Regions from separate parts of the Mus musculus genome. Here region 2 is linked to region 1. Evidence: chromatin loops called from intact Hi-C (ENCODE). Cell type or tissue: left cerebral cortex. All regions are shown on one strand. Links, peaks and the distances in the headings refer to the core of each region. The heading gives the core; the rest is flanking DNA.

Region 1 (15,093 bases), core at 4,105-12,104:
TGGAAGCTCTACAAGCAGAGACGTGTCACTTTGCTGTTGATCTGGCTTCCTGAAACTTGTTTGTCACCTGCATAGAAACAGGGGATTGTGCAAGAGAAGCATACATGCAGACCAGGACAAACAGCAAGAGTAGCCACAGCCCCAACCTCCCCCAAGGTCAGAAATCACCAGGGATACTGTCTGTAGCCCTTTGCCCTGCAAGAGGACAACAAAGGCATGCGGCGTCTGAGGGCTGTGATCCAGCTTATTAACCAGAGGAGGATAGCAGGTAGAGGGGCCTGAGGTTCCTTAAAGAGGAGGAAAGGGGCGGAGGGTATTGTGCTGTATATATGACAACACCAAGCCCTTGTTCCTTTTCTGTCTGTCTGGTTGGTACTGGGAACAAGCTGAGTCCCAGTCCACAGTGAGTGCAGGCTCCATCACTGACTTTTCCAGTTGGCATGGATGTTATCCCCATGCATTTTCTTAAGAATTCAATAGCCCGTAGGGTCTAACGTAAGAGTTACTGTGTCTATTTTATAGACAAGGAAAGTGAGGCCCTGTAGGACTTAATGGCTTCCACTTGTGGGCATTCCAGGGTGCCGCAACTCAGAAAGCTCAAGTGGTCAAGACAGGACCACCAACCCCAACCTGTAAGAAGCTCTCTGCAGACTGGCTCTGGGACTCAGGAACTTTAGGTGCAGACTGCTCTCAGACCCTCACTGAGTCTCACGAAGACTCAGAAAACAACTAACAAACATTCTGATGCAAGCAGGCGTCCTACTTCCATGACCAGGAAGTTCCCCTTTCTGCCTGAGCTCCTGAGGACACAGGCTGTGTCTGTGCAGGAACTAAAGTGGCCTCTGGTGCCACAGACCACCCCAGTCGGGTACGGGGGTCCCTGGAATGAGGGTCCTCGAAGTCTAGGTGGGTAAGGATCCGGCAGTGACAAACAGAAACAAACACAGAGGCAGTTTGAATCTGAGAGTATTTTGCAGCTCTCAAGCAGGGTTTTTTATACATTAAAAAAACCCAAATAGCAGGATGGTGGTGGCGCACGCCTTTAATCCCAGCTCTTGGGAGGCAGAGGCAGGCGGATTTCTGAGTTTGAGGCCAGCCTGGTCTACTGAGTGAGTTCCAGGACAGCCAGAACTACACAGAGAAACCCTGTCTCGAAAAAGCCAAAAAGCCAAAAAAACCAAAAAAACCCAAAAAAAACCCCAAATACTACAACTCTTAGAAGATGTGTTTAGTGAAGCAATCACAAATACCATCATTATCATTTGGCATAGTGAAGCACAAAAATGAAGCAAATATTACAACTCTGAATAGATGTATTCAGTGAATCACAGACGGAACACGTGACATCATGATTCCTAGAAATCATCCAAGCGTTACAGCTCTGAAAGGATGTATTCAGTGGGGCAGTCATCCAAGATAGGGGCAGATTTCCAAGAGCAGGTTAATTGATCTTATGATCAATTATTGTTTAACATTTAATACCTGATTTTTTAAACAAATAGTCAATGCATAAATTTAAACTATTTTAAATCTTTTTATTTAAGGCTTTCTTTACCATATACCAAAGCCCACTTCCAATGACACATGTGCAGCCATATGAAATTGTTTTGTTGGGAAGGTTTTTATCTATCATACTACTACTATATAATTTTGTAAATAATTTATAAAGTAAAGCATTGGTTTCCCCAGAGATAAGGTCCTGTTAATGACTCCATCTCAAGGGATGGTTTCTTACCCATTATTCTTGCTTAAGATCTTGGCCTAGGCTACCAGAAATATGTAAATAAGAAAAGGAATAGAGAAAACAAAACAGAAAATTTGCCATGAGAACTACGGCTCAATGTTTTGCTCTGGCCAAGAGTTCCACAACCAGCTCCAGGAGGCCTCCTTTTGAAAATTTCGCCTCAGTCTGTGGAACTTGTCACACAGATTCTGCTGGGGTTGGTGTGGCAATCTGGAGCTTGGATGAGCGGCCTGCACTGTGCCATGATCTAGTCCCCCCGAGTTTTCAGTGGGGGACTTTTAGCATTTACTGACCAGTACATAAGTTCTTCCTCTCTCTGCCATTCACTCACTAGGGAGCCACAAAGCTGCCTACCTGAGAGACCCTTCTTTTGTGACTTGTCTATGGGGTGAGAACCAGAACCTGAGACAGACAGAGAAGGAAGACAAGTGCTTGTGTGTGATAACTCATCAGGGCACAAGCAACTCCCCGCCCCCACTTAAGTTGCTTTATTTTCTAGTCTGGAATCCTTCAGGCCACCCTTTGCTCCGTGAATTAAGTGCTCTAATGGGCCAAGCAGATGGTTTGCAGCAGAGATGGAAGAGCTGAAGAAAGCAGAAACAAAGAGGACACAGGTCATTTCACAGTTACGCTCCTTTTGAGGCATGAACACAGGGCATAGCAATGACAAAGGCCATAGCAATGACCTCAGGCCCTAAGGACTATCCTAGCACTATGCAAAGTTCACTTTCTGAGACAGGATCTATTATGTAACCCTGACTGGTCCAAAGTTATATAGCCTAGACTGACCTCAGTTTTAGAGCTCTGTCTGATTCTGCACTCCCAGTACTGGGATGCACTATGATACCTGGATAAAAACATTTTTAATGACACGGGGAAATGTTTTCAGGCTCTGACACAAAGAGCTGATGAGTGCTTGAGGTGACAGACTAGCCAGGTGTCCTGATCTGGTCATTAAACAGCAGATACATATACTGAGAGTCTGAGGTTGGGCTGCAGCTTATGACAGAGTATACATTTAGTGTGCACAGGGTCCTGGGTTCAAGCCCAGCAGCTGCCAGTCCTATGAGGGAAGTTTAGTTTTACTTAAGAAGCCATGACATTTGGTTACAGCCATGTTCTGAGTTATTGTGATGGGGAAAAAGTATGAATGATGCTGGTGAGCACACAGGAGCTCTTCATGTCACCAGTGACAGAGGCCCAGCTCCGGCTACTTAGTAGGTAGAGTGCTTGCTAGGCATAGGCAAACCTCCTGGGTTTACTCTGCAGCACTGCATAACTAGGCGTGGTGGGGCAAGGCTGTGGGTCAGTATTTAGGAGATAGAGACAGTAGACTCAGAAGCCCAAGGTCGTCCTAGCTTACATAGCTGGATGTCAGCCTGAGACCCTGTCTCAACAACACTACTACTAACCAAGGACCTTTGCTTCCTAGGCGATCCCATCACACCATGGGGCAGAAGGTGTTATCATAGGTTTGCAATATTGTATGCTCATGTACTTTCACAGGTTGGAGAAAACACATGCGGTTCTGTCGACACCTGTCAACAACATTCATTCTCAAATGTGTCTTCTGTCCTTAATGTCACTAAACGTTTGTCTTCTATTCTTTAATGTAATCCTACGCACGGACCAGGAAGGTCCCAGAGGTCCATGTGTAGAGAGGTTGGACCCCAACTTTCTGCTAAGGGGTTAGTAGAATCTTTAAGGGGTGAGACCCAGTTAGAAGGAAGTTAGGTCAGTGCCAGGGTTTTAGAATTGCTTCCCTGGGGAGACAGAAACTAGCTCTACTTCTCCATAGAAGACCACAAAGACAATACACGTATAATCCCACTGGAGTCCAACCTGGGGAACCAATGAGTTTGTTGGGCTTAGAGAGCATGGGTGAGTGTGGGAGACCCAAAAACAGTGTCAGTGGATTATGGCTTCCTCACAGAGGCATAGACGGGGCCCTCCTTCACTTACCTTTCTCCAGCCTGTGTAGTCTAACCCCACCCCCGCCCCACACCCTGAGGCCTGGAGAACAGGTTCACTTAAGGCAGAATGGTGAACAAATGGCTGCAAGCTACAGGAAGGAGTAGTTGAAGTTGCCGGTGAGGCTCCAGCGACCCTCTTTACCCCATCCTCCCCATCAGCCAGCAGGCCCACTAGTGATGCTGTCTTGCAAGCAGACACAGCTGCGATAAAACAGCAGGACAGGTTGTAAAGAAAGGGGTTTATTTGGCTTACACTTCCACATCACTGTTTATCATGGAAAAAAGTCAGATAGGAACTCAAACAGCAGCTGATGAGGTTTGGTCTTTTGCTATGTATTATAATACTAAATACTGGCCGCTGAGGCCTGGTTACCCACAGGATGAGAGAATTCCCTTGTAGACCCAAGTGACCTTGGCCTCTACGTTATCCCTGATTGGTGAATAAAGATGCCTACACCATAGAGCTGGGCAGAATTGAGATAGGCAGGGCTTGGAGTTCCTGAGCTTGGGTCTGAGGAGAAACATGATGGGGAGAGAAGGAAGACACCATGAGTGAGGTGAATCAGAAAGAAGGGTTGGCCAATTGCAGTTAAGAGCAGCCCAGATGAAACATGGTATAATTATAATTCCAGGATATTAATGGGGAAATAAATCCTAATAGCCTAGAGAGTCAATATCTGCCCAGCTGTAGTGCTGATTAATGATTATTATAAAAATAAAAGTAGTGTGGAATCATTCCAGGAACTGAATGATCAAAGGCAGGGTAGAAGCCCCTGATTGAGATTAAATAATGTCTACAAGGAGCCTGGAGGCAGGAGCTGATGCAGAGGCCATGGATGGGGTGCTGCTCACTGGCTTGCTCAGCATGGTTTGCTCAGCCTAGTTTCTTACAAAACCCAGGACAACAAGCCTAGGGATGGCGCCACCCACAATGGTCCACCATCAATAACCACTTAAGAAAATGCCCTGCAGGTGTGCCTACAGCCCAACCTTAAGAAGCCATTTTCTTAGTTGAGGTTCCCCTCTCAGACTTCAGCTTGTGTCAAGTTGACATAAAGCGATCTTGCACACTCTGACTCCCAGCCATTTGGTTTTGTGTGAGCTTACAGCACTAGGCATGAATTCCCCTCGAGACACAACCTTAACACCAATCAGAAAGTTGGTTGCGCCATGAAACTTCATGCCACTATTGCCTGCCCTATCTTGCCTGGCACTTTCATCGTGTAGCATGCAGGGTCCACAGCTGAGTAGAACTTTGGACCACAACGCTCCCCAGCAGTCTTCAGACACCTTCCAGCACTCTAAACGCTAGTCAGCAGACAGGGAACACGTCTAGTTCAGTTCCAGCTTTATGTCTCCAAGTCTTACAACCAAAGTGCATGGCATCTTCAGCAACTGGGCGTTAGTATCTAACTTTGGCAAGCACCCAGCAGCAGTGGCAATAGCCTTTCTCAGTTTTGAAATATCTAGGACCTCCTAGGGTCAATAGCCCACATGGCTCTGGGAACATCTCTTTCCACCCACAATTGGTACCTTCACTCATGCTTTAACCGGGGTATTGACACATGTAGGCACAGGCTACTGCAGAACTTTCTTTTGGTCGCAGTGGGTATCATGACTCAGACATAAGCTTCCTAGACTTTCCCCGCTGTGTCTGACCCAGTGTGAACTGACTTCCATCCTTGCACCTTAGTCTCTCAAATGTTTCTAGATCTAGAGACCACTCAGAAGCATTATTCTATCCATATAATGAAACACTGATTGATCGATTGACTGATAGAGTCTCACTATGAAGCTCTAGCTGTCCTAGAATGCACTAGGTAGACCAGGCTGGCCTCAAGCTCAGAGATCTGCTTCCTGAGTTCTGGGATTAGAGGGGTTCACCACCATGCCCAGATTACAATAAAACATCCTTTTAACAGAAGATGTCACAAGTTCCAGGCCAGCCAGGGCTACACAGTAAAAAAAAAAATTACTTTCCTCCATCTCATGTCCCTTCCGTTACACTTAGGGGTAGCCACTGTCAGTGTTGTCCCAATATCTTTGCACACAAAAACATCGCTGAGCACAAATGAGTAACATACTTTATACAATAGTCCACACATTTTTTCCTGCAGATAAATACTATAATTACTTAGCACTAGAACATAAATAACTTGTTTTCTTGCCTAGTCGCTATCTAAACCAGACTGGTCTCAGAACTCATAGGAGGTCTGCCTACCTCTGCCTCCCACTTGTTAGGATAAAAGTGTACACTACCAGGCCTGGTTTATTACTAATTTGCAGTTATTTAAGACAGGATGTCATGTAGCGCAGGCCAGCCTTGAATGGGTCCTCTTTTCTCTCTCACCTGCTAAGTTACACACTATGACACACGCTGGAACGCCTTGAGGATTGTTTCCATATTAAAATAAGCTCCACAAACTAGCCTTTCCAGGGACAGCTCTAGAAAGGAATTGCTGGCCAAAGGGAATGTCCATTCTTAATACTTATGCATTCCCTTGAGTGTTTGGTTTAACTTCCTATATTCATTTCTGCCAGTGCATTCCAGACTTCATATTCCCCAGTGGCATTCTAAATTACTCAACTTTCCTTGATTTGAGGTATAATCCCCAAATTGTGCTTTTGTTGTTGTTGCTGTTTGTGTGTTTTTTTTTTTTTTTGTTTTGTTTTTTTTGCCTGGCCTTGTTTTTTGTTTTTCGTTTTTTAAATTTTGTTTGAGACAGGGTTTCTCTGAGTAGCCAGGGCTACAGAACTAGCTATATAGACACGGCTGGCCTTGAACTCAAATCCTCCTGCCTCTGCCTCTGCCTCTGCATCTTCGGTGCTGGGATCAAACTCATTTGCCACCAAGGCCCGCTTCAGGTTCGGTTTTGGTAAGGAAGAGAGTCCCCTCTATTCTCGGAAGATTGTTAGAATAAACCGGCAAAAATTAAATCTGAGAAAAGCTGCACATATTTACTATGCATAGAAGGGGAAAACCACAGAAGATTACCATTCGTTTAATAACTTTCGCCCCAAGCCCCACCCCGAGGACTCAGTGGTGACCTTGAACTTCCCACCACCCAGCCTGGTTTACGGCAGTGCTGGAGATGGAACACAGCCAGGGCTTCCGGAGCAAACCTGGCAAGAGCGCTGCAGTCCGGGCCCTGCAGACCCTTCCCTATAAGGGGAAGGTCGTCTTCAGCCTCCTTTTGGTAAACAAAGACTGACACTGGCACGAACTCAGGGGACGGGCCTTAGCGACCCTTAGCGCGGTGTGGCCTACTCGGGTGTGGCTGCGAGCAGCCTGAAGGCAGTTGTGTTCTTCACGCGATCCGGTTTACGGCGGAAGGGATTCTGTCACCTTTCCTCTCCTCAAGAGTGGTAGTGGTGACAGGAAATGTAGCCAGGCCCTTCTCATTACCTCCGGCTCAACTCTCTCTGCATTCTGCCCCCCCCCCCCCCGCCATGTCTGGGGTGTGGCTCTGAGCCTCTGCGGGTGTACAGGCTAAAGCTGCAGTATGCACGCTCCGGGCACTTATGTAACCTGTGCTTTCCACACGTGGGCAGCCACACTTCTGGAGACTGAGGCTCTTAGCTATTTTTAACTGCCTCCCTCCTCTGCACTCGGTGACTCCATCCCAAGCCGGTCGCCGCCGGTTTGCAGGATCTCACCGTCTCTGTGCAGCCGCCCGCGGGGCAAAGGGACAGGCGAGGGGTGACAGGAGCCCGACCTGCCCACCACGCCCCGCTGAGACCCCGGAAGCCTGCCCAGGACCCCCGGGCAGAGGAGTGTCACCCTCGCAGCCCCTAGCAACCGCCAGTCGTCCGGGCCGCCGGGCCCTTTTACGACGGCAGCCCCGCGGCGCGCACCGCCCCGAGGGCAGGCGGGGGGTGTGTCGACCGCGGCAGCCAATCCCGGACGCGCTCTGCGGTCTAGCGCGTTCTCATTGGTGGAGCGCCGAGCGGTCGTAAGGCTTCTCCGAGTGTCGTGAGGCGGGCGCTGGGGTGAGAGCGCCGAGGGCCTCAGCCGAGTCCACAGCGGTGTCATCTGTCTAGGTAGCGGCTTCACCGCCAACGGCACGGCCATGGCTGGAGCGCTGGTGCGCAAAGCGGCGGACTATGTCCGGAGCAAGGACTTCCGGGACTATCTCATGAGGTGAGCGTCATGGTAGGCCGTGGGGGAGCCGCCCGCTGCGGGAAAACCCTGCGGCGCCGTGCCAAGGTAGGAGAGCGGCGCACGGGTGGAACGCGCTCCTACCGGTGCCCGAGGGGACGGCGCTCCCGAGGGTACAGCAAGTGACCGAGGGGATGGCGCTCCTACCTGTGACTAGGAGGGCAGAAGGGACAGCGCTCACACCCGTGCCTGAAGGGACAGCAGGACTCAGGGGACGTAGCTCCCACCCGTGACCTAAGGGACCGCAGGTTACTGAGGGTACAGCGCTCTTGGTTAAGGCGACCTAGGGAATGGCAGGTGACAGGGAACAGCTCCAGCCCCGCGAACTGAAAGACATGGTGTGACTGGGGACCCCGCCCCAACCTGTGCCGGAGGGGACGCCTCTCCCACCCATGCCCGAGGGGACAGCGCTCCCACCCGTGACTGAGAGGACGACAAGTGACCGAGCGGACAGCGCTCCCGGGCAGGACGACCCAGGGAATGGCTGGTGACAGGGAACAGAGCTCCAGTCCTTGACTGAAAGACGCGGTGTGACTGCAGGGACGCCGCTCCGGCTCGTGACCGACCGGACGAACACCGCTCCTGGGCAGGCAGTCAGGATGCCCTTGCGTGGGTTGACGTGGGGACACTGGGTGCTACCATCCCCCTCCTCGTCTCCCGGCCCGGGACTTGGCGGGAGCGGTGCTGGAATGTGCCGGGATCCGGGTAATGGGAGCTAGAATTTGCAGCACAGAGGGCGGGGTTTTTTTTTTTTTTTGGTTTTTTGTTTGTTTTTTTGTTTGTTTGTTTTCCATTTGACGGTGCTTGGGGGAGGGGGACCGGACAATCATGTGTCGCAGCCACGCAGTGCGTCTGAGAAGAGGCATTTACTTGCAAGGTGTGTGTCCCGAGGGCTTGACATTGAGAGGTTGAAGAAGCACTTTCCAGAATTCATTTTCAGTTATAATTTCCTGGTGCCTGATTCTATTTTAAGGATCTCACAAAATTTAGAAACCGATTACAATATTTCCAAGCATAGTTTTATTTTCTTGTGATTTTAAAGTTAGATAAGTGGAGGGCTGCTTTTTAATTTTCTTCTCAGTGGTCAATACCGAGCCTGCCAGTGGTGGCATTCGCCTTTAATCCCAGCACAAGGGAGACAAGCTGGAGGATCTCTTGAGTTCAAGGCCAGCCAGTCTACAGTAGTATTGTAGTTAATAGTAAATACTTAGTGCCTTGAGTTTCTACAACTGTCTTACTCATCCGTCTTCACCATCTTGATTAATGTCTTTTCCTTTGCGAGGCGCTTCTGTTTCCCTGGGACCCGCCTTCATGCCTGGGCTCAACCCCCAGTGCACCGTGCTGCTGCACTTGATTTTTGATAAGACTCAGATCAAGAACTTTCTATATTTCTAGGTCTGTTTTCTTAACAGTCCCTCAGTCCCTCCCCCACCCCCGTTCTTTTTTGTTTAATATTGAGTCTCAAACTCAGGTCCTGTGCCTTAAAAGGCCTACAAAGTTATACCCTCAGCCCTCGATTCTTTTTTTTTTTTTTAATTTTATGTATTTGATGTGAACCTGAGTATATGTACCTATGGAGGTCAGAACAGGCATCCTGGAACAAGCATGCAGACAGTTGAGAGCCTTCATGTAGGTCTGGCAATGAAAACCAGCTCTTTTGTAAGAACAGTAGCGTCATTACCTGCTGAGTCATTGAGTCATATATCTCCCCCCCCCCCCCCCCGAGACAGGGTTTCTCTGTGTAGCCCTGGTTGTCCTGGAACTCACACTCTGTAGACCAGGCTCAACTTCAAACTCAGGAATCCTCCTGCCTCTCCGCCTCTCTCAAGTTGCTGGGGTTAAAGGCGTGCGCCACCACTACCTGACTCCAACCACTTTCTTAGTTTTACTTTTGGGTGCTTTGTTTTAAAGATTTATATTTTTTTATGTATATGAGTACAATGAAGCTGTCTTCAGACACACACAGAAGAGGGCATCGGATCCCACTACAGATGGTTGTAAAGCACCATGTGGTTGTTGGGAATTGAACTCAGGACCTTTGGCAGAGCATCGCTCCAGCCCTGTTTTGTTTTTGAGACAGGATCTCTACATATCTCTGCATGTCTTGGAACTCATTAGACCAGGCTGGGCTTGAATTCACAAAGATCTTCCTGCCTCGCAGCCTCTCTCTCTGCCTCTCTCTTTGCCTCTCTCTCTGCCTCCTGCCTCTCTGCCTCCTGCCTCTGCCTCCTGAGTGCTGGGAATAAAGGTGTACACCACCACATCTGGATTTTCAAAGTCTTCTTTAAAAAAACTATTTCCTGCTGGGCGTGGTGGCGCACGCCTTTAATCCCAGCACTCGGAAGGCAGAGGCAGGCGAATTTCTGAGTTCAAGGCCAGCCTGGTCTACAGAGTGAGTTCTAGGACAGCCAGGGCTATACAGAGAAACCCTGTCTGGAAAAAAACAAAACAAAACAAAAAGATTTCCTTATGTACCTTACTGACAGAAAGTTTATATTTAGAGCAGAGGTGACTGTATATATACACACACACACACACATATTCTCCTTTCTCTGTCTCTCTCTCTCTCTCATACACACACATACTTGTGTATGTATGTATCACATGTTATTTAGGTGGAACCCAGGTTGTCCAATGCTTTAACAGTATGCTTACAGCTCTGAGGTTAGTGAGATGTTGGCAGTGAATATTCTCAAGTTAATAAGGTGTTCTAAGTTGACTTTCACTTCTGAGTTCCCAGGAAGGCTTTGTTTATATTATTTACCCAAATGAAAAGTTGTAGCAGATAAAAGGAGTGCTTCCTAAACATGGAATATTAGAGTTGGGGGTAACCTAGCACTTTGCCTGCCACATGACCAATTAGATGATATTTAGAGCAATTAGAAAACCTGAGGTCTTTTCAATGCTCAACTTGTGAGGCCAAAACGGGGTTGATGTGTAGAATAATGATGCACAGGATGGTTTGAAAGACTTGCAGGGTTGGGTATTTTTGGAATACCTTTTGGGGAGGTAGAGACTGCGTGGGGATGAGACAAATTCTCATTGTGTGGCCACAGTGGGCCTGGAACTTGCTCTATAGATCAAGCTGACCTTGAACTCACAGAGAGCACCCTAGAGCTGGGAGTAGTGGTGTGTGCTGCCACACCCAGCCTGGGCTCATCAGACATTAGGAAATAAAATAAGCTTAGGAAAACCCATAAGCCAGCTAATGACTAATGTGATTTATGTGAAACACAAGCTTCTTCCATGGTAGTTGTCCTTTATCATTCTGCGTCATCAACCTTCTAACTGAATAATAGAATCAGCGCTTGATTAAATTAGTGCTTACTGTGGTTCTCAGTGTGGAATGATAGTAATGGGCAGTTGGCGACTGCTTGCCAGACAGATGGATTCAAAGGGAATATGTAGAGATATTCCCTAGAACTATTTTTTTCACATCATATAAGAAGATCTGACTAATTCAGTTTAAAAAAAGATAGCCACACATACTAGAAGAAAGCAGCAAAACTTAAAGATAATATGATTGTCTATGTTGACAATCCAAAAGGACCAAAGATTTTATGCAACAAGTGATATTAGTAAGTAAGGTCCTGGGTCAATTGCTTTCCGACATACTTTCAACTAGTAAATGCGATTTGAAATTAAATACAGTGCCATTTACATTATCACATTCAAAGGCTGGAGTCTGATGAATCCAGGGCCTTGTGCATGTTACACATGCATTCTACCACTAAGCTACATACCTGTCCCTAAATGAAAAAGATGTAAATAAAAATCTAGCAAAATGATATGTAAGAGCTATCTTTAAAAAAAAAAAAAAAACCTGTGAAAGATATCGAAGGTACCAAATGGAGAGGAGCTACTCTGTCCATGGATAGAAAGACTGTATTTTCAAGATGACCATTCTTCCTAGCTTAACTTAGAGAATCAGTGCAGTACCAGTCAAAATGCCAGCAAAATTTAATTTGCAGCTATCAGTAAGTGGATTCTGGACTTAATATAGAATTTGATGCCCAGCAACACAAACACACACAAAAAAAGATAAGAGTAAACTGGTAAAATAGATAGATATATGGAGAGTAGAAGATTCGATATATTCAGTACAGCATTGTGGAAGAACAAGGTTGGAAGGCTGACAATATCCAGTTTTGCAGTTTACTGTAAAGCTACAGTAATGAAGTCTGTGCTCCTAGCACTGGAATAGACAACAGATCAGTGGCACAGAATAGATGGGTCATGGGGCTGGTGAGATGGCTCAGTGGGTAAGAGCACCCGACTGCTCTTCCAAAGGTCCGAAGTTCAAATCCCAGCAACCACATGGTGGCTCACAACCATCCGTAATGAGATCTGACTCCCTCTTCTGGAGGGTCTGAAGACAGCTACAGTGTACTTACATGTAATAAATAAATAAATAAATCTTAAAAAAAAAAAAAGAATAGATGGGTCATAAGTAAACACACATAAGTGCTGTCAACTGAACATCGGCCAAGGATAGCGTCAGCAATGGCACTGAGCGACTATGTCTTTAACAAAAATTTACTCAATTTACATTTATAGATTAAAACATGAAGTGCAAACTATAGAATATGGGAGAAAGTCTCAAATATCTGGGTTTTGCAGTGATTTTTTTAGATAGAATGCCAAAGGCATCATCCATGAAGGAAAGAACGGGTGGAGCAGCCTTCATTAGACTCAAATGTTCAACTGGACGTGTGGCTCATACCTGTAGATGCCATACTCAGGATGCTGAGAATTCCAGGTGAGCCTGGGCTACAAGAGGAGACTTTGTCTCAGAAAACAATTTTTAAAAATCCCCTATGTGAAATAGAAAATAGAAGCCACAGAACTTAAATGTATTTGAAAAAGATGACTAATAAAGGACTGTTAGCCAAAATATATGGAGTTCCTAAGACAACTAAATTGAAATGGGCTAAATGTTTTAACAGATACAACATAATTGCAGATATCCTGCAATTAAAAGCAGGATAAAAGGTTAGCATTCACCTGGGGTGATGGTTGAGTTTTGTGCTGGCTAGTTTTTACCTTATCTTATGAGAAGCTAGAGGAGGGAACTGATGGAGAAAATGTCTAGGTAAGACAGCTGTATCGAGCCTGTACAGCATTTTCTTAATTGGTGATTGATGTGGGAGGGCCAAGTCCATTGTAACTAGTGCCACATGTAGGCTGGTGGTTCTGGGCTCTAAAGGAAATCTGGTTGAGCAAGCCAGAGGGAACAAGCTAATAAGCAGCAAACTAATAAGAAGTCATGGCTGACTTCTGCACTAGCTCCTCCCTTGACTCAAGGCCCCGCTTTACTTGAATTCCTTCCCTGACTGCCTTGGACGATGGCCGTTACCTGGATGTGTACTCAAAATCAAACTTTTCCTCCCCGAGGTGCTTTTTGTTCATGGTGATTTATCACTTATCACAGTAATAAATACTAAGACAAAATTGGTCTTTAGAACATTAAAAGGAGCTGGCACGAAGCCTGGTGGGGAGCCATACTTGAAAGACAGAGGCAGGTGGGTCTCTTCAAGTTCAGAGCTAGCCTGGTGTATTCAACAACTGTGAATTGCAGACCAGCCAAGGATACACACTGAGTCTGTCTTAGTTAAGGCTTATATTGTTGTAAAGAGGCGTCATGGCCAAGGACACTCTTGTAAAGACAACATTTAAATGGGTCTGGCTTACAGTTTTAGGGGTTCAGTCCATTGTCATTGTGGTAGGAAGCATGGCAGTCATGGTACTGCAGGAGCTGAGAGTTCAACATCTTTATCTGAAGGCCACTGGGAGAAGACTGGCGTCCTCAGGCAGCTAGGAGGAAGCTCTAAAAGCCCACCCCCTCAGTGACACTTGCTCTAACAAGGCCACACTTCCTAATAGTGCCACTTGTTGTGCCAAGCATATTCAACTACCACAGAGACCCTGTCTCAAAAAGGGGGATTGGCCTGGACCCCTGTAACTGCAACACTGGGGCAGTGGAGACAGGCAGATTTCTGGGGTTTGCTGGCCAGTATGCCTAGTCTACTTTACAATCTCCATGCCAATGCAAACAAACAAACAGAGACCAAGATGGGGAGGAGAGGACCTGAGGAATGAGAGTTGAGGTTGTCTTCTGTCTTGCACATATGTGCACATAAATATGCACACAGTTTTGCATGTATCCTCTTTGCTACCTTAAACCTGAGGTCAGATTCCTGCCCAGCTCTGCAAGTAAACATGTTAATTATTCAGGGAGTGTTGGTCTAAAACTGGTTCTACAAAGCTCATTTATCCTAAAGTGACCTAATCTTTCTTCTTCCCCTCTGAAGTTTGAGGACACCAAGATCAGGATAACTGAGATATTTTCAAAAATCCAGGAACAATGAGACTTGTCAACAGCTCACCCAATGATGGAACTGAGGCTGCCCCTCAAGTGGCCAGAGCTAAACACCACCACCACTACCCCACGCCACAGTTATTTTCCACAGCAAGACCACATAGAACCAGACCTGAGAAAATGATCAACCAGAACACAGCTGACCACCTGGGCTTGCTATGCATACACCTTGTCCCTGCTTTTATTCCTTTGCCAATAGAACCTTCAAGCTCTTAGAATGCTAGGCCCCGGGCTGGAGAGATGGCTCAGTGGTTAAGAGCACCGACTGCTCTTTCAGAGGTCCTGAGTTCAATTCCCAGCAACCACATAGTGACTCACAACTATCTGTAATGGGATCCAATGCTCTATTCTGGTATACTCACATACATAAAATAAATAAATAAAACCTTAAAAAAAAAAAAAGAATGCTAGGCCCCCTGTTCCTCCTGTTCAGCCATATGGAATAAAGTGTTTCATGCTACATCTTTGGTTGGACTCTTGGAGCTGTAAGTTACTGGTTGATACAGGAGGGCTCAGGCCACTGTGGGCAGTGCCACTCCTGGCACATGGTCCTAGGTTGTGTAAGAAATGAGCAAGCCATGGAGGGTAGCCAGTAGCCAGTGTTCCTGTGGTTCTGCTTCAGTTTCTGCCTCCAGGTTCCTGTCAGAGGTTTTGCTCTGACTTCCCTTCATGCTGGATTGTAGGCCATAATATGGAAAAAACTCCTCTCCAAGTTGTTTTTGGCTATGCTCTTTGTCATAGCAACAGAAAACAAACTAGGATGGATTCCAATTGGGTGGCATTCTGGGAAAGGCAAAATTACAGAGTCAGGAAAGGGGTCAGGAGTTGGGCAAAAGAA
Region 2 (15,093 bases), core at 2,841-10,840, 87 kb before region 1:
TTCCTGCCCTACAGCCTCCTCTGGCCCCTCAGATACTTCCTGTGCACTTCCCAGCTGCCATTCTTTCCCATTGGCAGTGGTTGTCTTGTTTCTCCAGCATCTTTCCTTGGCTGCTCTAAAAGGCATCGGAAAACAACTAGTTTGCAGTTAGTTGTCACTGAGAGCTATAGTTTAGCTCCTCAGATTGTTGTGTATATGAGGAAGCTTAAGGTCCTTCTGCATTAGTAGCAGCTCCTGTGGTGACTGCATTTGGAACCTCTTGTGCATCAAACCCTATGAATTCAGAACTTTGTGGTTTGGGCCTGGTTGTGCTTGGACGTGATCATAAAAGGGCTCGAAGCACCCCTTTGGGTGATAGGCCCACATACACGCGCTGTTGCCTCTTCACACTTTCTGATTGTTTTTAAAATCTTCAGTGAACTACTGAGTTGAAGGTCATGGCAGTTGGAAACAGGATGGCTAGAGAAGTTGATGGTACCTTGCTGCTGTGTCACTTTTTCTGTTTTTGTGGTGAAGAGGCTAGAGGCCAGATCCACGAACATGTTGGGAAAGTGTTCTGCTATTAAGCTACCCCCAGAGCCGTGCTTCATTAGGTTCCAGGGGTGCATCATGGGGAGTTTCCCTATGATTAAGCCACCTTCCTGAACCTAGAACACAGACGGGGTATTCACTAGTTAGCCTATGATGCAACCACTTGAACAGCTTTTATATCTGCCTTCATTTTATGTGCTAAAACTACAATCCCTGGGCTGGCGAGGCGGCTCAGTGCTTAAGAGTGTTGCTGCTGCAGAGGGCTAGGCTCAGTCCACAGCATCCACATGGTAGCTCTGCCTCCTGCCAGGGGCTCCAATACTCTCTCCTCCTTGGGCACCAGACACACACATGGCACACATACATACTATACATGCAGGTAGAATACTCATGCATATAAAATAAATAAATCTGAAAAACAGTTAGATACTATTGTGGTACTTATGTTTTCATAAAGTAATATTCAAAAATATATTGTTTTACAGGAAACATGCTTATTTAAAATAAGTATTTTAAATAATATTTTTAACATGTTCCTTTTTAAAAACTGATTGCCAGGCACTGGAGAAGATGAGGACTATGCTGATGATTTTAATAGGTAAGAAACACCTTGAGGTGAATATATGAATCTTTAAATACTTTCTGAATACAGATATGGCAAAATTACATTGGGTTTATTTGGTGTTTAATTATCTTTTTCATGTTGATTGAAAGTACAGAAAGATAGTTACTCCAAAATTATATGTTGGAGTGACTTCTTCATCTCACAGTACAGTACAGATGAGTATGTACGCCGTGTTGGGGCCGGGGGTTGGAAAAAATAAAGAAGTGGCTGAGATGTTGTTAGCCTGTCACTCAAAACCAAATCGCTAGCTTATCCTAAGGCACATTTTTGTCTTTGGGGGTGGGAATCATCTGAGTTTGACTTTAAGCAAAACTGCCTTCTTCAATATGACATTACTTAACATTTTGTTTGAGGTAACTTTCTTGTATGAATTGCCTTTTAATGGGAAAATAATATTTGTTATAGATAGGATTAGAAAATTCAAATAGCATGTCTGGGTATTTTGACACTTTTCTTTTGCTTAGAGATTCCTGTTTACTACTATAATTTATTATACTGTGTTTTAGAGATAGCAATAGCATATGACGAGTGGCATTTGAGAGATCAGGTTTTCCCTGTGATTGCCTCTGCAGCCCTTGTCAGCTTTCTCAGATGTTATATATGAAGTTGATGTTTAATGTTGGTTTTGTATGGTATTTAGAGGGTTAAGAATCTCTGGAAAGTTTGAGCAATAGTAGTTGTTCTTCAGAGTTCTTTGTCGTTTTCCCCTCTTTTAATTAGTGCTAGCCATCGCTCAGAAAAAAGTGAGCTAAGTATTGGTGAAGAGATTGAAGAAGACCTTTCCATGGGAGTAGAGGACGGGAACACCAGTGATAAAGTAAGGGGCCACAGTCTGGGTGTGTCTGTCCACTTAATGACTTGTGAGGCCTAGGAAATGTATATGACTAGTAAAATATGGTTGAAAATCACAGAAGTTGATGACACTTACATATTCCAAGTCTGAAGCAAACCTTTAGGGGTCTGTGAGACTCGGCTATCATTAGCTGGTACTTGTGCTCTGGCAGGCCTCTCTGGACTTGCTTCTGATTAAGAGTGGCCACAAGGGATCAGGACTCGAGTCAGATGTTGCCTCTCTTAGGGTCACAGGTGAGGTTCTGTTTCCTGGGAAAGGTGGGGGTGGGATGGACTTCTGGTCATCTCAGGCTCCCCAAGGCAGGAGAGCAAAAGGAAACAGCCTTTACTTGAGGTTAAAGCCCGGAATCCATTGTTAAGATCCACACTGGAGCTTTTCACCCAACAGAGATAAGCTGCATCATCTCTGTTGTTCACAACTTGGGTGGGTCTGCCCTCTCGTGTCATGAGATAACTAGAAGATGCCCGAGGCCTTCAAAAAAGGTGAGTGTAGGCTGAGTTCCGATTATCACACAAGGAGAAGGCCTTCAAGAAAGATGGTATTTTAGAAGAAGTAAGCAAATTTTGAGTTTATGTTATTTTTATTGTATTGAGTTCCTTTGTTGTCTGGTTTGGATTTTTTGAGATAGGGTCCTTGAACTTAATATGTAGCAAAGGCAAGCCCCAACCTTGAACCAAGTCTCTTGCCTCCACCTTTCAGAAGCTAGTTGTCTTAGGTAAGCATGAGTCTTAACATCTCAGTTTCTTTTTGTTGGCGTGGTTTATTTTTTCCATTGTTCTTGATTGTTTTTTCGTTTTTTGTTGGTTTGGGAGGTGTTTTTTGTTGGTTTTGTTTTTTTTTTTAGATTCAGTCTCTGACTGTTCTGGAACTCACAGAGATCCGCCTGCCTTTTGTCTTCCAAGTGCTACCACTATGCCCAGCTTTACCAGTTTCTTTTATAAGGTGAAAATGTTAGCACTTAAATGACACCAGGCGAGAGACCGTCTGTAATTACTACCCCAGGATATAAGATGGGTTCTTCTCTAACCTTTACACCAGTTACCATCCAGAAGAGTCAAACAGTTTGAAGTCTTATCAAAGACTATACTGAGCATTATTATTTTTGTGTAGCATTTGTAATGGAATTCATGTTAGAGGTCAGTTGCTAACTCATCTTCTTGGTGATATCACAGATTTCAAAACAGAAACAAGCAGGCGAGCTGGGCAATAGAGCACTTAGGTAGCAAGAGTGAGGCTTGGGTTTGATCCCCAGCAGCAGCCAGCAGTAACTGAGACCGGGAGGCAAGAGGAAGAAAAACAACTACTGTTTTTCAGACTTTCACAGCACTCAACACTTTGACCACCATGATTTAGCACTGTGCGGGAGAGCCTAGCCAGAGCGGTCGGGCGGGAGAGAGAATAAACATCCAAATAGCCAAGGAAGAAATCAGATTGACATTGTTTGCAGCAAGCTTGATCAGAGTGCGTATAAAATAGAAAGGAGTCCACCTTAAGCTATTGGAGCTGACTCACAGACTGAGCATAGAGCAGAGTCACACAGGAGTCAGCAGCACTGCTGAGCCCAGCAGCTCAGTGGAGACAGACGTCTCCTGTAGATGATGACAGATCTTTCTTATTTATAGTTCCCCACCCACCCCGCTCTTGTCTCTAGTCTAAAATTGGCTTTAATACAGTAGTCAGTTGTCTTGCAAATACAATGGATTACGTTAAGGAATTCATTATTTAATAACAATTAGTAAAAAGACATACAGATCCAAAGGATTCTGGATTTTGCAATGTGTGGGCTTTTTTGATTTTCTTTTTAAACAATACAACAACTTTAAGGTTATGTACAATAGTTACAATTTTCTTTGTGACAGAAAGTTGTATACCAAGACTGCTGTTTGGCCATAGGAGAGAAGGAGGGTGGTTTATTTGAAGAGATTCTATTTTTAACATTTCCTATATCCAAAGAATAACAAAGAAAGATGCAAAGGGCCAGATGAGCAGAGTTAAGAGAGTGTCACAAAGTTTGCAGAGGAGACTTGTTCTCACCTAGTGTCCCTGTTCCCCATAAGCCATCTCTAGTCCAGGGCTGGCCCCCCCAAGCAGACTTTAAAAGATAAGTTATATGTTTATAAATATATACGTTTAAATCTAACAATATACAGATTGATTCAGACTTTGCTTATACTGATTTTTCTCTTTCTTTTGGACAACAAAGCTCGATGACCTCACACAAGACCTGACTGTTTCCCAGCTCAGTGATGTTGCTGACTATCTGGAAGATGTTGCATAGACAGGAAAAGGAAGTATTCTGAGCAACAGAGGACAAACGAATCACTGGCTCCATTTTCCTCAGTCACTCTTGCTGGAATGTCCGCTCCTGCTGGTGCCTTGCATTTCAAAAAGACTGCAGATATTTTTAAAATTAAACTTTTCGGTTTAGTAAACATATACTTCCTATATGAGCCATTTCTAGGAGATTCATTCTTCTGAATTTGGTTTAACTGCATGGCTCCAAGGAAATCATCTGTAGTCAGGCTCACTATAGCAAGGGAACCGTGAAATATCAGTGTTAAAGAGCAGAAAGAGGGTCAGTACAGCCATGGTTTGTGCCACTATGTGTCTGTGGCTGCTCCAGGGAGCTCGCCCACTTAGTGTGTATCAGGCGGGTTAGCCCAGAGTTGGTGAACTGACCTGGTAAGTCCATGGTGCTGAAGAGTATCAGTACAAGGTAAATTGATCTATGAACTTTATTTTGTATCTCCTTCCATTTGGAAGGTTTGTTAGACCATTACGGTTATATTCAAGTACTCTGTACTCTTAGTTTTGCTTGTTTTAAACTAGAAATGATTAGTACTCTTAATTCATAGACTTGTCAATAACAGTTACCAGTTAAGGTCACGTTCTTCCTGCTGTCTGTAAGCAGCTATAGTCACAGATTACTTCATTACAGTCGTAATTTATTATTTTTAAAAATGCCTTGAAACATTCAATACCAAAATGCATCTGAAACCATTAAGCAGTGCTTTTATTTCAGATCTGTAAGTTGATTATATTTAAATCCAAATTGGAGTGAAATAGTAGTAATGGCCTAAGACCATGCATATTCAGTTTGACAAACTTTGTATACTGTACATAATTGCATTGTAGTTCTTTAAAAATAAAGCCAATAGTAGAATTCGTGGCAGATCTAATGTACACTGTTTATGTAGTACTGCAGCGATATAGGACAGTGGCGTCTGTAATGTTAAAGTATTGAAAATGTACAGATAGAAACTCAGCCCAGTGCATGAGTCATACCACTAAAATTTGGGACTGTGTGAAACTTAGGTGCATTTTATTTCAATTATGACTATTAAAAGCTACCTTTATTATTAAAAGAGAAATTGGACATCACTGATCCATGGTGAGTGAGTGAGTGAGCAGGTGCTGTGGTTTGTATCAGTGCCACTTTCCAGTCCATAGTGCGTAAGCACATCGACGTTTATCAGGCGTAAGTGTAGAGGAAGTGAAAATATAGTAATAAAGACTCGGGCTCTCTGACAACAGAGTCTGGCTTTTTAAAACTTAAGTGAAACTGAGCTATAATCATCAAGAGGAAGTAGGACAGAAACAGAGGTGTCCTGGAAGCCCTGGGTACTTAAGTTCTTAGTCTGCCCCATGCTTGACTCTTCGGATCAGCACTGGATGAAGATGCTGTCGTCGTCTTGTTAGATAATGCTGTGCCCTGTCATCTCTTCAGTACTGTGGAAGAGCCTGGGGCTGCTGAGCATCTGGAGTCTGGATCAGATGTGTGCCTTAATATTTGGTAGGCACTCCAGTTAGTGAACTGGCCTGCAAGCATGGCAGGATGTGGCTTTGTATATTTGAGGAAGACTTTCCAACAGTCAAATGTGAAATTTGAGACTTTCTATTACCCAGTGACTGACCTTTTGGTAAGTCTTGAGAGGGTGGAAAGAAAAAGCAGGCTTCAACTTTGTGGTCAGCACTACATGCAGGTATTGAATACTTCTAAAAATGTGAAATTCAACAGGGAAGAAGTGGTTTCTACAGTATTCCTTGCTTAGATATTGTTAACCTGTTAAACCTTAATGTGTGAAATGAATGACAGGTTCTGCATGTAATAAATGTCTCTTTGAACAGTGGATTAAAATGTTGGCCGGCAGTATCCTCCATTTTACAGTGTTGGTTTTTTTGTTTTGTTTTTGTTTTTTAAATGCTCTACTTTGCTTTGTAAAATGCCATTTCATTTTGATGAGCAACCATCTTGCCCCTCGTGTACTACAGCAGCAGATGGTGCTCCTGCCTCCCTTGTTCTTCGTGCCATCTCAAGCCTCTGTTCACTGTCCTAGAACTGGGTCCTGCAGGCCCCCAAGCTTCTGCACCCCACAGCTTCTCAAGGTGCTTGTATTCACCTTTCCTTGTCTGAAATGGCTTCCTCGCAGCCACACAAGGGTGATTTTCAGTAAAAATGTCACACTAGACTAAGTACTCTCTCTCCACTTAGGTTTATCCTTGTGTTTGATTTCTCTGTTGTGGGAGACATGAACAAATGTCATTCACCTAGATAGGATACCCAAGAAACCATTCAAGTCTGGTTCGGTGAACTTGTCGGTTTATTGGGGCTAATTACAGAGCCCACACCAACTCATGTGACTACTTAGATCCAGCATCCCTAGAGCATCCTAACCAACAGCTCGTCTGAGGAGTGTCCTTGGCAACTGTGCACTGCATATCTAACCTTGGAGAGGGAGTCACTAGACTTGTAGCTTCCTAAACTTACCGAGTTTACAAGTTTCTGTTGCATTTGTGCCTGCCTTCTCCCTGCAAGAGGGAGTGTTTGAATTGGTGGGAAGTAGTCACACAGCACTCATTCTGGAATGATCCATGTCCCTGGATGTTGTCTGAGCACCCCAAAAGAGCAGGAATTGTGCTAAAATCTAATTTAATAAGAGCATTTGGACCCTAGTATAAACTTAAAAATGGGTTTTGCAAGTACTGCAGAATGCAGGGACTGTTTAGTGGCCAAGCAGCGCCTCCTAAGCTCAGGGCTACATTTTGGGATAGTGTCCCTGCCAGCCTGGAGTCTTCAGATGGGGTCGTTAGGTGCAGGTTTGATTCTGGAGGTTGACAGCTCCTCAGACTGAAGGCCAAGTGGACATTTCCCAAACATGGAGAGCTCCTCATAGCCCTGGTGTCCTCGTTGACATAAAGGAGCAGCTGTCCTGGAGAGGTGTGCAGTGCCAGCCCTGAGTACTGGACTAGGACCATGGTGCCCTGCCTGTGCACATTAACAGGCCATGCTGCCAGCCCCTGTTGTAGACAAAGCCTTAGTGGGGAGATGGAGTCCAGAGGATGAAGTCACACCCGTCAAGCTAGTTAGATTTGAGTTGACGACTTCTACCTAAAACACATGGCTGTGAACAAAAAGTGATTGATTTTAATTTTCCCCTTATTTTCATCTTTTGCATATGGATACTTTGCCTGCTTATATATCTATACTAAATGTATGTAGTGCCCATAGAAGCCAGAAGGTGGCATTGGATCCTCTGGGACTAGAATTAAAGGTGCTGACGTGATGTACCATCATGTAGATGCAGAGACTTTAACCAGGTCTCCTGGAAGAGCTCTAACTGCTGAGCCATCTTGCCAGCCCTGTGGTTTGGGTTTGTTGTGTTGGTTGGTTGGTTTGTTTTTCCCCCTTTTACATGGTTTCCTGATGTGTTACTTGGGGAGAATTCAATCAGTACACGCCAGTCCTTTTTTTTTTTTAATTTAAAAATTTTGATTAAATAAAAAGGAAAAAATAAGAAACAATTGAAAAAACTATATACCTACATGGACTTTGAAAAAGAGCAGGCAGTTTCCTGGCAGAGAAAATGGCATTAAGATAATACTTTTTGACCTGGCTACTATGTGCAGTGTTAGCTGCTGTGATCTGTAACAGGACACACATAGCCACAGCCAATGGCCTGTGTCACAATCATCTGAGCTGATTTAACTCTGAAAGTACATTGGACATTTCCCCAAAGTTGGAAATTCAGTATTCATTGGATCGAGCTAAAGTTCCCAAATTATATATCAATCTGCTCTGTCTTCATTCACCTGAAATGAATAAATACATGCTGGAAAAATTATAAAATCACTCACCCTGTCACCATTAGGATTTATTTATTTATTTGTAATCTTGACTCCAGGGTTAGTAATTGGAAGTTACTTTATTAAAACAGGCATCTCAAAAAAAGTAACTTGTTTAAAAATTGCCTCATTTGCCTCACTGTCCAATTTAAGAAGGAAAAACAATGTTGACATTAATCCCACATTGGGTTAAAAGTACACGCCAGTCCAGTCTTAAGTGCTTGGAGCTGCAAGCCCAGACCACTGTGCCTGGGTCTCAAGTGAATTTGAATTCTAAATCCAAATTGGGCTATATATTCAGGGCTGGAAGGTTTGGACTAACAAGATGTATCACAACCATACTCATGAGCTTACAGGTTGAATTCAAAGAATTCTATTTACAAAAAGGCCAAACGTAGAATAGTTGGGAAACTTGGCCAAAGGCCCTCCTATAACTGAGGTCAGCACTAAGGTGGTCACACAGAAAATTCCGGCTGGGTGGGAAACAGATGTCCCTGGGTAGGATCCTGCAGAGGAGGTGTGGTTCCCAGGAAGATGGTTTGTGGATGGAGCTTAGATCCGTAAGACCATTTTTTAAACCTTAAAAAGTCTTGCTACCAGAAGAACGTGGGACTCCGGGCCAGTGAGGTTGAGCAGTCTCACCATCTAAAGTTATACTGTAATCCTGCAGGGTAGATTCTACTTGCAGACCAAGGTTACCTTCTAAGGTTCCCAGATAGCTTCTAGAAGGTTGTGCTGTCCAAATCTGCCTGCTTGCCTGCACGCCTGCACAGCAGCTGTATGGATTAAGGTTTGTTTCCTGCAGGCCTGCTCCCCTTCCTGAGAAACAGGAACCAGAATGAGGAAGGTCCTATAGCTGCCTGAGTCCATGCTGGCATGCGGATGGTGGGTAGACAAAGACACCCAAGTTGATTTTAGCTTGCAGTGTCTCAGCTGGGAGCATGGTTGTCTCATACCTGGCTTCAAGCAGCATACCCGTCTCACTCCGTATTCTTGCTGTTTTAACCCCATCTTCCTCCACCCCCAGCCTCTGTTCTCACTGCAACATGCAGGCAACTTGCAATGTCATCATGGGCCCTTTTCCTTCTCCTGCTCACTCTGAGGTTTCTAAAATGAGAGAAATGCCTGAGATGAAGATCACTGGCAAGTGGTACTTCCACAATACCTCTCCACTCTCTTCTCCTCCCCTCCTGTGTGGTCCGAGGCCTTAGTCTTTCTGACCCAGGTTCAGAGCTTTGACAGGACAGTCACTTGTCTCTCCATCCAGCTGCGCGGTTCCTGGACTGTGCTTGCTGCTGAGGTACTACGGCTTTCCGGGTTGGCTCCACTACTGTATTTTACCCACAGGACCCTGGCCTCCCCATCTTACGTACATTTCGGCATTGCCAGTCTTCCCCCACTTCAAGGCTCAGGTTAGAACCAGTTTTCTGCCACTGAGTGTGCCAGATTCTAATGGCCCCTAGGTGTGGTCTGTGAAGCACAGAACCATGTCACCTTCAGGTGGGAAGGCAGTCATCAGCCTCCATTGGAAGCTCTCTGTGAACCCTGAAGACCTAGAACTCCTGCCCATTCCAGTTCCCTTCAGGCCTTGATCCTATTCTATATCCTGTGCCTGAAACTCAGCTTCCTGGCTAGCTCAGTCTGTGATGGAGTGACATGGTACAGACAGGTGTCACTTGCCACACTGTGAAGAAGCTTGGCTGAGAGGTGATGGCAGGCTGTGCATGGAGACAAGCAGGGAAGAAGCAAACATGTACCAGGAAGCTGCTTTTGGATTGTGTGGCCTGTGATTGACAGTGCTCCTTGGATCCCATGGAATAAACAGTGGGCCACTCCACAGGGGAAATGTCCCTAGGAAGGAGCGTGGGTGTCAGCAGAGATGCAGGAAGTGAAGTGACAGAGACTGAATATAAGTAGTAGAGAGAATCTGTGCGCATGGCCCTGTGAAGGAGTGGTGTTGAACACGTCGTTCAGTACCAGCATTCCCAGTTTCCAGCTGTCAGAAGCAGCTAAAACCTGAGATTCACAGTGTAGACCAGGCTAGCCTCAGGTTTATGGCCCACAAGGAAATGCTGGGATTACAGACATTTGTTTATTTATTTGTTTGTTTGTTTGTTTGTTTGTTTTGGTTTTTTGAGACAGCGTTTCTCTGTATAGCCCTGGCTGTCCTGGAACTCACTTTGCAGACCAGGCTGGCCTCGAACTCAGAAATCCACCTGCCTCTGCCTCCCGAGTGCTGGGATTAAAGGAGTGTGCCACCATGCCCGGTTTGGATTACAGACTTTCGCCACCCTGCCTAGCTGATTGCTTATGTCCATCTTGTCTGGTGGCGGTATAGCCATTCTTGTCCTAGTGCCTGTTGGCATGGGATGTCATTTCCTTTCATCCTTTTAATTCAAAGGATATCAGAGACAGCTATGTCTTTGGATTTTATGCTGTCTCCCGTAGATGCCGTGTGGCTGGGTTAGTTTGCTTGTTGTTTTTCTTTATTTTGGATGGAATGTTTATAATTGAATATGTGTGCCATGTTAGGTTTTTTTAATAAGGCTAAGGCTCAGATCTGGTTCTTTGTCTCAGACCATTTTTGTTTCATATGGCAGATATTTTCATACTTTCCAATGTAATTCCCTAAATGTTTTCTTTATCTTTTAAAATGTATTTTCATTTATCTTTCTCAGTGACTGGTCCAGGTCCTACAGCCTACATGTCAGTTTATCATAATTTTCCTCTAACAGGATGCAGGGCCAGTCTTCAGTGCCTCTGCGCTTTGCCTTCATGTTGTCCCTAGTATACCTGCTCCATGTATAACTAGCCCGGCATCTGCTGGGACTCCTGCTTTCTATAACTGTATTTTTTTTTAAGTGCCCAAGATTAAGAAGTGAACCAGGGAAGCTCCTAGCGACAGAGTGATAAGGAAGGCAGATCAGATGAAGTTCAGAGGGCGTCCTCAGCTGCCTCCACAGGGATCTGAGCCCCCAGGTTGCACCTCTGGAGAATGAGACCTTGCTAATTTTGCTAGCCATCCATGCTTCTGGGAGGATATCTGTCCCTTGCTCAGTGTCTGTCTCCCCTCTTTCCAGAACACCCCTCCCCCATGACATGCATCGCGTCACTTGCTGTGTTTTCTCATAAGTGGCCCGAGTTCAGTTAGATGTCAAGTACTTAGGGAGGAAGACTTTCATAGCTGTCCATGAGCGTTTAAGGAACCATGTGCCCTACCCCATGACGGGATGCAGGTTCTGAGGATGCTGTGGTGTGTTCTACATGGCACTACAGTGGCAGGAGGGAGTGGGCTCCTGGAGATGGTCTCCACCCTCCACCTCTCGGGGCGTTAGCCCACTGATGGCCAGTGGCTTCTGAAATGGAACTCTTTGAAAGCTTGAAGAGTGAGGTCTCCTTTGTGCTCCTTGTCTATCTATGGAGGAAAGTTTACATAATGAAGATGAGAATACACAAACGGTCTCACCGATCCTCATGTTACCTTAAAACACTGCTTCCCGTGTTATCTTTGTGCATGCATGCTCATGTGTGAGGGCCAGTATGTGCATGCCAGGGCAGGAGTGTGGCGGTCAGAGGCCATCCTCCAATGCTGATCTTCACCTTCTATCTTACTTGACACAGTCTCTCGTTCACTGTTGTGTGTACTCGGGTAGGGTGACCCACCCTCGAGTTTCTGTGTATTCTGTCTTCACTTCATAGGAACACTGGGACTGCAAATGGACATGGCGATGCCCAGCTCTGCATGGACTCCAGGGATCTGAACTCAGTCCCTCACACGCACTTTATCCACTGAGCCATCCCTCCACCTCCCAAAACACATTCCTGAAAGTCAAAACACGTTCCTTAGAAAGTAATACAGTTATGCTAAACTTTAAACTGTTTATGCTAAACATAAACAGAGAGAGGGGAGGGGTGCATGTACCATGGTGAACTTGTGGAAGTCAGAACTCTCCCTCCTCCTACTACAGGTCCTGAGTATCAAAATCATGGCTTATACAGAAAGCACCTTATCCACTGAGCCATCCCTCCAGCCCTATTTTTTCTCTTTTTTTCAAGGTCAAAAGATTCACAGAACTATAGAAACTACAAACTGGGTGAATTTTCTTTATTGATTCAACAGCCTATTTTTTTTAATTAATGTTTTTATAGAATATATCCTGATCAGTTTCCCTGCCCTCATCTCCACGCATATCCTCCCCAACCACCACCAAACCACCCAACTCCACACCTTCTCTCTTTCTCTCTAGAAAACAGGCAGAATAAATAAATAAAAATTTAAAACAGCATGTGAAACACAGAGACACTCAAACCCACAAAAGCACAACATACAAGCTTATGAAGCCATAACATGCAAGCAAAATATCAATAAGGTTAAGAAACAAAAAACCAAACCAAACCCTATGGCGCCTGCCCTTAAATGTGGTTTATATACCTATTGAGTCTCCATTGGAGAAAACTAATTTTTTTTCTTTGCAAGCAGTGGTCAGTTGGAGACAGTTGCTTAGGGATGGATCTCTTGTCCACTTTCCCATCTCAGCACTGGAACTCTGCCTGGCTTGGACCACGCAGGCCGTGTGCGTGTTGTCTTGGTCTCTGAGTTTCTGTGTGTCAGTTCTGCTGTGTCTGAAGCTTTTTCTTGGTGTCTTCCATCCCCTCTGGTCCTTACAATCTTTCTGCCTCCTCTTCTGAGAGGTCCACACATCCTGAAGGGGGGGGGGGGCTGGTAAAGACATTCTATTTAGGACTGGATGCTCCAAGGCCTCTCATTTCTCTGCCTATTGCCCAGGTATGGATGTCTGTATAGCTCCCAGCTCCTGCAGGAGAAAGCTTCACTGGGGTTGGCTCAATGGAACATGATCTATAGGCACAGCAGAATGTCATCAAGAGTCATCATGCCTCTGCAAGCTCCTTTAGTAGAACAATCGGATTTGGTTTTCCCCTAGGTCCATGGCCTATCTAGTCTCAGTTTCTGGCCACTCAAGCACCAGACACGGGTTCCATCTCCTAGAATGGGCCTTAGATCCCAGTTAGAAAGTGGGTGGTTACTCCCACAATGTCTGTGACCCTGTTAACTAGCACATCTTGCAAGCAGGTCACCACTGTAGATCAAAGGGTTTGTAGTTGGGTTGGTGTTTAGCTTTCTCCTCTGGTAGCTTACAGAGAACCTTTGAACACTAGGCAGTAGTGGTGAAGGCTGTAGTTAGGCACGAGCTAGACCTCTCTGTGTTCAATGAGAATATCATCTTCAGCAACAGGGTCTCAGCATCAGTTTTTGGAGAGCAGCCAATGGCCTTGCAATAGTCTAAGTTGTTTGGGGGAATTCCCTTCTTTATTCACACACACACACACACACACACACACACACACACACACACATTTAGTCCTTCCTTTTCAGTCTCCACCCTGTGTCTAACTGTATATTCTATCTCTCCTTCCTTGGGAAATCCTCCCTCACCCCTAGTCCCTTTCTCTATCCTTAATCATCTCTTTGGTTATATGGATTGAAGTATGCCTACTGAAGGATTAAAGGCTAACATCCACCCGGAAGAGAACACATACCATATTTGTCTTCGAGGTCCTTGTTATCTTGCTCAGTATGGTTTTTGTGCCTTCATCCATTTAGCTGTGAATTTCATGATTTATAACAGCTGAGTAATATCCCATTGTGTAAACGAACCACATTTTCATTGCATATCATCTATAAATGAACATCTAGGCTGTTTCTGGCTATTATGAGTAGAGTGGCAATGAACATGGCTGCACAAATGTCCTGTAGTAGGATGTAGAGCCCTTTGATTGCTTGCCCAAGAGCTGTATGTCAGGCTCTTGAGGTAGAGCTATTCCCAGCTTTCTGAGGAACTCCCACACCTATTTCCAGATGCATGCTCTCCTTTCCCACATCCCCAGTACCATGAGCTATCATTTGTTTTATTGATCTTGGCCACTGGGACTGGTCATTCTGTAAGATGAAAGCGCAGAGTAGTTTTGATTTGCATTTCCCTGCTGACTACAATGCTGAACATCTCTTTAAGTGCTTCTCAGGCATTTGTGCTTCATATCTTGAGAGCTTTGTTTTTAGTTCTTTACTTTTAAAATTTGGTTATTTGTTTTCTTGATAGCCATGTGTTTTTGTTTAGTTCTTTATATATTTTAGCTATTAACCCCTCTATCAGATATGTAATTGGTAAAGATCTTTTCCTATTATGTAGCCTGCTGCTTTGTCCAAATGTTGGTGTCCTTGGCTAGCCAGAAGCCTTTAAGTTTCACGAGGTCCCTTTTATTCAGTGTTGTGCTAGCAGAATCCTATTCAGAAAGTCTTTCTTGTGCCAGTGACTTCAAGACTAACCCCTCCTTTTCTTTATCACATTCAGTGTATCTGCCTCCAACCTCTTTTTAAGCTTTAAAAATTAATCAAGGTAGATGTTAAGGTGGGCCTGGGCTCAAATAATCAGTTTATATGATAGCAATAAAAGTACATGTCCTGGAGGACGCAGCAAACAGACAACAAATGAATGCTGATACGGGGAGATTAGGATGGGGCACTCTCTGCAGTCAGACAGTGTCTGGTCCTACAGTGCTGCTCCTGGTAGGGTGAGAGCCTACCAGCTGTATGTGCCCTAGCTCTTAGGGTACCTGAAGACTGGAGCCAGAAAAGTGGTATTATTCCTCCCTGAGGCATAAGAGAAAACTTTTCCCTAACTGACTGCTTGGACTCCTAGGACTTCTGAAATGACCAGTTACTGCCAGGCAGGTCAACTCTCAGGCCTCAACTGGGACAGTGAATGGCAGGCAGCTGGGACAAGTGGCAGGGCAGCTGGGATGGATTGGCAGCAGGCAGCTGGAACAGGTGGCAGGCAGCTGGGACAAGTGGCAGGGCAGCTGGGATAGACAGCAGGCAGCTGGAACAGGTGGCAGGCAGCTGGGACAGGTGGCAGGGCAGCTGGGATAGACAGCAGGCAGC

What was found. Hi-C counts contacts between places; a loop is a spot of excess contacts. Peaks named below come from ENCODE experiments on the same cell type or tissue, not always from the same donor. Only the 100,000 strongest peaks of a DNase experiment are listed, where the experiment ranks them.
Region 2: a loop joins it to region 1, with 2.2 times the contacts of the local background. A loop is called at or near these places in 3 of 42 quality-filtered maps.

Annotation. Positions count from the first base shown.
Region 1 is chr17:8,276,104-8,291,196 of GRCm38, forward strand. It overlaps Mpc1 (mitochondrial pyruvate carrier 1), which reads left to right and starts at 7,684. Exons shown (of 5, transcript NM_018819.5): 1 at 7,684-7,858. The coding sequence starts at 7,788. In left cerebral cortex, for the core only: a CTCF peak has its summit at 7,962; DNase peaks (open chromatin) are centred at 6,847, 7,298, 7,623, 8,155 and 1 more place; H3K4me3 peaks cover 2,955 bases; H3K27ac peaks cover 3,169 bases.
Region 2 is chr17:8,190,309-8,205,401 of GRCm38, forward strand. It overlaps Cep43 (centrosomal protein 43), which reads left to right. Exons shown (of 12, transcript NM_201230.5): 10 at 1,090-1,129; 11 at 1,877-1,973; 12 at 4,213-6,162. The coding sequence ends at 4,287. Among named protein-coding and RNA genes, the nearest start is that of Cep43, 32 kb to the left of the region's middle. In left cerebral cortex, for the core only: a CTCF peak has its summit at 7,516 (motif pointing right); DNase peaks (open chromatin) are centred at 3,558, 7,528 and 8,983; H3K27ac peaks cover 196 bases.